Linked DNA regions of Homo sapiens: region 1 is linked to region 2. The links are chromatin loops, found by intact Hi-C in ENCODE. Cell type or tissue: PC-9. All regions are shown on one strand. Links, peaks and the distances in the headings refer to the core of each region. The heading gives the core; the rest is flanking DNA.

Evidence for each region. Hi-C counts contacts between places; a loop is a spot of excess contacts. Peaks named below come from ENCODE experiments on the same cell type or tissue, not always from the same donor. Only the 100,000 strongest peaks of a DNase experiment are listed, where the experiment ranks them.
Region 1: a loop joins it to region 2, with 12 times the contacts of the local background. A loop is called at or near these places in 15 of 110 quality-filtered maps.

What each region holds. Positions count from the first base shown.
Region 1 is chr1:212,994,407-212,997,305 of GRCh38, forward strand. It overlaps ANGEL2 (angel homolog 2), which reads right to left. Exons shown (of 9, transcript NM_144567.5): 8 at 2,749-2,899; 9 at 1-786. The coding sequence ends at 635. Among named protein-coding and RNA genes, the nearest start is that of ANGEL2, 20 kb to the right of the region's middle. In PC-9, for the core only: CTCF peaks have their summits at 1,280 and 1,479; no DNase peak of the experiment used is centred there.
Region 2 is chr1:212,454,618-212,457,538 of GRCh38, forward strand. No RefSeq gene overlaps it. Among named protein-coding and RNA genes, the nearest start is that of LINC02771, 17 kb to the right of the region's middle. In PC-9, for the core only: CTCF peaks have their summits at 1,458 (motif pointing left) and 1,666; a DNase peak (open chromatin) is centred at 1,414.

The DNA.
Region 1 (2,899 bases), core at 1-2,500, 540 kb after region 2:
GTTATGCTGGCTTATATTTCCCAAACATTTCCCCAACACGATGCAGGCATATTACATGGCTCAGGACAGTAATAAGATGGATTAAGCATTCTGTACAACTTAAAAAGCATTATCAAACCCCTTCAAAAACAAACTAAACAATGGCTGGTTGGATACCTGTGAATGACCCAAGGCTTTCTAAGATAAACTATTTAGAACTCAATAGAGGGGTCTCCTAATGAAATCAAGCCTTCTGGAAAGGAAACAACTTGTAGTTTGCAAGAACTCAAAGATACTTTGGATCCACTACAGAGCTTGCCAAAATTATGAAATGAAATTTTTTACTAAGCAGACAAAGGAAGATGCATTATATTTAAAAATCACTGTCAATTTTACTAGGATTTAGAATATAAAACCTTTACATCTCTTTTACAATAAAGAGAATTTAGAGCTCACTTGTCACGAAAATATTTTTCATTATTAAAAAAAATTGTTATAAAGTTATTTCTTCTGATATGGAGTTTCAAAGCATCTAACATAACCGCTTCAGAATCTCCACAGTGCAAAAATAAACAACATGCATACACTTAAGAACTTTACATTCTTTGAAAAACAATACAAATTGGAAAGAAAATTAGTATGTGATCAAAGAGAGTCAGAGCTCAAGTCTGAACTTTGCCAATAAAGGCAGATGATCTGAAGAGTTATTTTCGTTTGGAAGTCCATTAACAGTCCATAAGTCTTGTTCTGTAAGAAGTGACAGTCTAGCTAGAAGTTTCAAGCCACCAACCAAAGCAACTTCAGCTCCTACATTAAAGAAGCACACACATATTTAGTAAAATTGTCAACGGGTTATTGTAAATTAATCATACAAGTCTTTTCTCCAAACAAATATAGAACTTGAGGCCCCTCCAGAAGACTAAAAACTATGACACAGTTTTTAGAATATCTAAGCTTTATTGAATTATAACCTAATTATAATTATCAAACACACAGCAGTTTGAGATATTTTTTCTATTTCCAGCTCTGTAAACAATCTTTAGAAGAAAATATAAATGAAATACTTAAGAATGTTAAGGGTAATTTGTGGTTGACAACTACATAAGAAACTCATCCAGCAACCATTCTGTAGTTGCATAAAGCCAGAGACACCGGGCCACAGCCCTGTAGCAGTTTATAAGGTGAATGGAGAATAAATTAGTATAATTTAGTCCCAGATAGTCAGCACCCACAGAAGTGAAGATGACATGCTCTTTTTGAAATGCTGATCCATAACACTCTCCTGCCACCAAGTGAACTTCTGTCAGCATGACAACTACGAAAACCTTACTATAAATTCAAAGCAGCAGGCATATTTTTTGTAGAGTAGATCTAGTGGCAGGAATAAGTCATCTCGTGAGTGTTACTAATAAGGTTATTCCCAGAAGAAAGGAGGGGGGAACAAACAGAGGGGAAAAGGGTAAAGAAAAAGAAGCATCCAAAAAAATGGAAGAGAAAAAAATGAAAAAAATCAGAAAAGAATAAAACAGCTGCTCACATTCCAAAGTTTTCTTAAAGGTATTTTTGTACTTCCAGTAATCTTAAACTGCATTTTCTTCTCCACTTTAAATCCTTTGGCTAATGTTTAAAACCTGATTTTCGGCCGGGCACAGTGGCTCACGCCTGTAATCCCAGCACTTTGGGAGGCCGAGGCAGGCAGATCATGAGGTCAGGAGATCGAGACCATCCTGGCCAACACGGTGAAATCCCGTCTCTACTAAAAATACAAAAAATTAGCCGGGCATGGTGGCGGGCGCCTGTAGTCCCAGTGGCTCGGGAGGCTGAGGCAGGAGAATGGTGTGAACCTGGGAGGCGGAGCTTGCAGTGAGCTGAGATAGCGCCACTGCACTCCAGCCTGGGCGACGAGCGAGACTCCGTCTCAAAAACAAACAAACAAAAAAATTATATAGACTTTTCTGACCGAATGTGGTGGCTCATGCCTGTAATCCAAGCCACCCTGGGAGGCCGAGGTGGACGGCTTGAGCCCAGGAGTTTGAGACCAGCCTGGGCAACACGGTGAAACCCTGTCTCTACAAAAAATACAAAAATTAGGTGGGCATGGTGGCTCATGCCTGTAGTCTTAGCTACTCGGGAAGCTGAGGTGGGAAGGTCACTTGAACCCGGGAGACAGAGGTTGCAGTAAGCCGAGAATCATGCCACTGCACTCTAGCCTGGGTAACAGAGCGAGACTCTGTATCCAAAAAAAAAAAAAAAAAATATATATATATATATATATATATATATATACTTTTCCTCCTCAGAAAAATCCAATATTCCAGAGTCAACATGACAGCATAAGCTGTGTTGCTGGCAGTGTAACTATGGTCCTCCAATGAAGGCAGGACGCCTCGGTAAAATTTAAGCACAAAACTATGATGACCATTAACAACATACTCAGTTCCTGTCACAGGAAAAACAGTAAATTTATGGCAAGCAAAAAGAAAGGGCAATATGAAAGACCTATAACTCAGAGGCTGACTGGAACTGGAGGGTAGGACTGCTAATGTAATTCTTGGGTAATAATTTGCTTGGATGTGTTTTATTGCCTCCCTCATATGCAAGTAATCAACTGATTTATTCAAATATATTACCAATCTGTCTATTTCGAAATATTTTTACCTTCTAGATCTAGAACTTCAACTGGATGTTTAGAGAGCTTTCTTAACTTTAACCTTGAGGTTTTAGCTACTGTGCTCTCTAGGAGAATTTAAGATTACATGCATTCCTTACCTGGGTGCCCAGCAACATCTTCCTTTTCTGCAGAGTAGAAAATATAATCCACAGTTATGGCACTTCGGGAATGACAGGTGGTCACTTCTGGAATTCCAGTGTCAGGAAAGTAATGTGAATAAACAGATGACAAACTGAAATGGTGCTGTAA
Region 2 (2,921 bases), core at 258-2,757:
GGCCAGGGTGGTCTTGAACTCCTGATCTCAAGTAATCCTCCTGCCTCGGCCTGCCAAAGTGCTGGGATTGTAGGCATGTGCCACTACACCTGGCCTTGTTTTGCTTTTTTTTTTTTTTTTTTTTTTTAACACATAGTTTAATCCTTTAGTTAACAAGTATTTCTTGTGCTCTAGTCTTCACAGAATTCTGTGGTGAACAAGACCTGCTGTCATTTGAGAGAGGCTCTCTCGGACTAAGGATGTGTGATACAGGCTCAGGGTACTAAGCCCCATGGCATCACCCAGAGGGAGGTCGTGGGACCCAGGCCCACCTGTGGGAGCTCAGAGCCTGCTGGTGGCAGCTGCAAGCCACCCCAAAGATAGGAGAGGTCATAGTGGCTGTGGTGGCCGGTGATGCCCACCTGGAGGCCATGTGAGCTGTGGCTGGGACTCCCTTGTCTAATCTCCCCCATATTTCTGGATTTGGCCTCCACATTGAGGAATCTCTTACTACTCAGGATCCCTGAAATACATCTGTTGCCTTCCTGCCTGAGCCCTCTCACTTCTTCCCCTTTCCCGTTTATCCATGACCCTCCCCTTAACTGTCACTCATAACCTCTGTCTGATTCACACCACTGCACTCTCTCTGCCATTCCTTCAAAGATCAAGCAGTTTCCTTCTGTTAAACAAAATGTATGGGAGGCCATTATTTGGACTGACCTCCTGCATTAGGGTCCAACAGACCCATCCAAAATGGAGTCACTCACACTAAGGTTCCGCACCACGAAACCAAAAACGAAGCTGTTTACTTGGATCTGAGCTTCTGAGAAATCAGGAGAGAGTTGATAGTCATATCCCATTAGGCTAACAAGATCCTCAATAAGGAAAGTAACTTTGAAACGGCCAATCTGCATCTTATTTCTTGTTTTGGCTTTCTTCAGCCTTTTCTGCCTATAAGCTCAGCCCTTAGCTCAGCTCATGGGAGTTCCTTTTTATTTTGTAGACTGGATACTGCCCAGTTCATGAATTGCTAATAAAGGCAAACTAGACCTTTACAGCTCAATTTATTGAAATTTTGTTATTTGATACGTCCCACAATTTAACAATTGCACCTGATTTCACATATCCATTAATCAACAAAGGAGATGCATATTTCTTGCTTATTATATGTCCAGCACTGCCCTAGGTCCTGGTTTTGGGGTGAGGTGGGAGGAAGGATCGATTAAAATAAATGCAGGAACCTGCTCTGCTCTTAAGGGTCCCCAAAGAGGAGAGCAGTGGGCTGAGTTGCAAAGTGGTTTCTCTAGGACCAGGAGCTGTGGAGATCCACAGGGATCCCAGCCACAGAGTCCCCAGCAAGGCAGGCTTGGGGTAGGAGCTTGCTGAAGGGTGTTGGTTTTTTCTTGGACACTTCTGTCCTGGTCCGACCCACCAGCAGCTGCCTGCATGGGACGACAGTGCCCCCTGGTGGTCAATTCCGGGAACTCTCCAGCAGCTGTTTTGTAAAGCCCAGAGGATTAAGCTCCCTCAAGAACTTCTATTTTTGGTTCCCAGTATTTCCATAATGAAATGCTAACAGAAGCAGCCAAATGGCTTCCCAAAGGACCTGAAAGCTGCACTGCCGAACTCCTGTGTTCTCCAGCTCTCTGCTTCCCAGGGGTCAGATCTGCTGTTGGTTCTCAGGGGCAGTTCTCTGTTCCATACGGTTTAATTAAAGGGTCCCAGGGAGAGCAACTATATGTTTGCCTTGCCGAGTCTGACCTCAGGCTGTGTGCACATTCAGAGTGACGTGTTGGAAAGAACACTGGATCCAGGATCAGGAGGCTCATCCCACGCCAGCCGCTAAGTAGCTGTGAGATAATAATTTCAATAATAGCTACATTTTATTCAGTATTTACTCTGAGCCAGACATTGCACCAAGAGCTTCACATACATTGTTGACTTTGATCCTCACAACAAGCCTGTGAGATTGATACTGCTGTCATCTCCAGAAATCGAGGCAGAGAGAAGTCAAGTAACTTGGCCAAGATCATACAGTATGTGGCAGAGTTAGGACTTGAGTTCATGTTTCTGGGCATCCACTATGCTACACTGAACTGTGGAACTCAAAGAATCGGAAACTAGTGGTAGTGTCCAGACACTGATGTTTTTAAATGTTCCCCAGGTGATGGTGATGTGGAGCCACCTTTGTAATCTATAGGGTCCCACCAGCTATAACACTCAATGAGCCCCATGCCTTCCAAGAAGCAGAGGTGAAGTTGGGATGAGGGGAGAAGCCTGGGTTCAGGCCCTAATCTCCATGGATGTACAGGGCTGAACAGAGTCACAAGCACAGCAGAAACACCATGATGGCAGAGCAGTCATCCTGCCTGCTGTCCTCTTTATCTGGAGATGGTTTGTAGGACAGGAGAGCAATTGCCTTCCACAACATTCCTCAGAGTTCGTTATGTCGCATACACCCCAATCTACAGATCCATCACCTGTCCATTTATCTCAATGCCTCTAGAGCCATTTTCTATTTTTTAATAGATTCATTTGACAAACACTTGAGACTTATGATGTGCCAGGCCCTGAGTCTGCAGGGGTGGAAGAAGCTGGCATGGCCCCACTCTTGTGAGTTGGCAATCTAGAGGAGGAGATAGACAGACAGCACATTTTGGAAAAAAAAAAAGCACACTGTGACACATGCTCTGAACGACACAGCAATGCACAGTGGTGGAAAACAATAGGAGAGCAGAGGGACCTAATAAGACAGAATGAGCTGGGATTAAGCAGAGACCAGAAGAATGTGTTTAGTGTGTGCCTCCTGTTGGTAAATGAGCTCTGTTGTGTTCACTACACACTGGGCAGTTTGGTGCAGAGCTTGCTTTTCCCTGGGCCTCTACTGGAGTCCCCTCCAGGAGACATGGGGTGGCTGCTGTTGACATTTTCTCCCTGAAAGC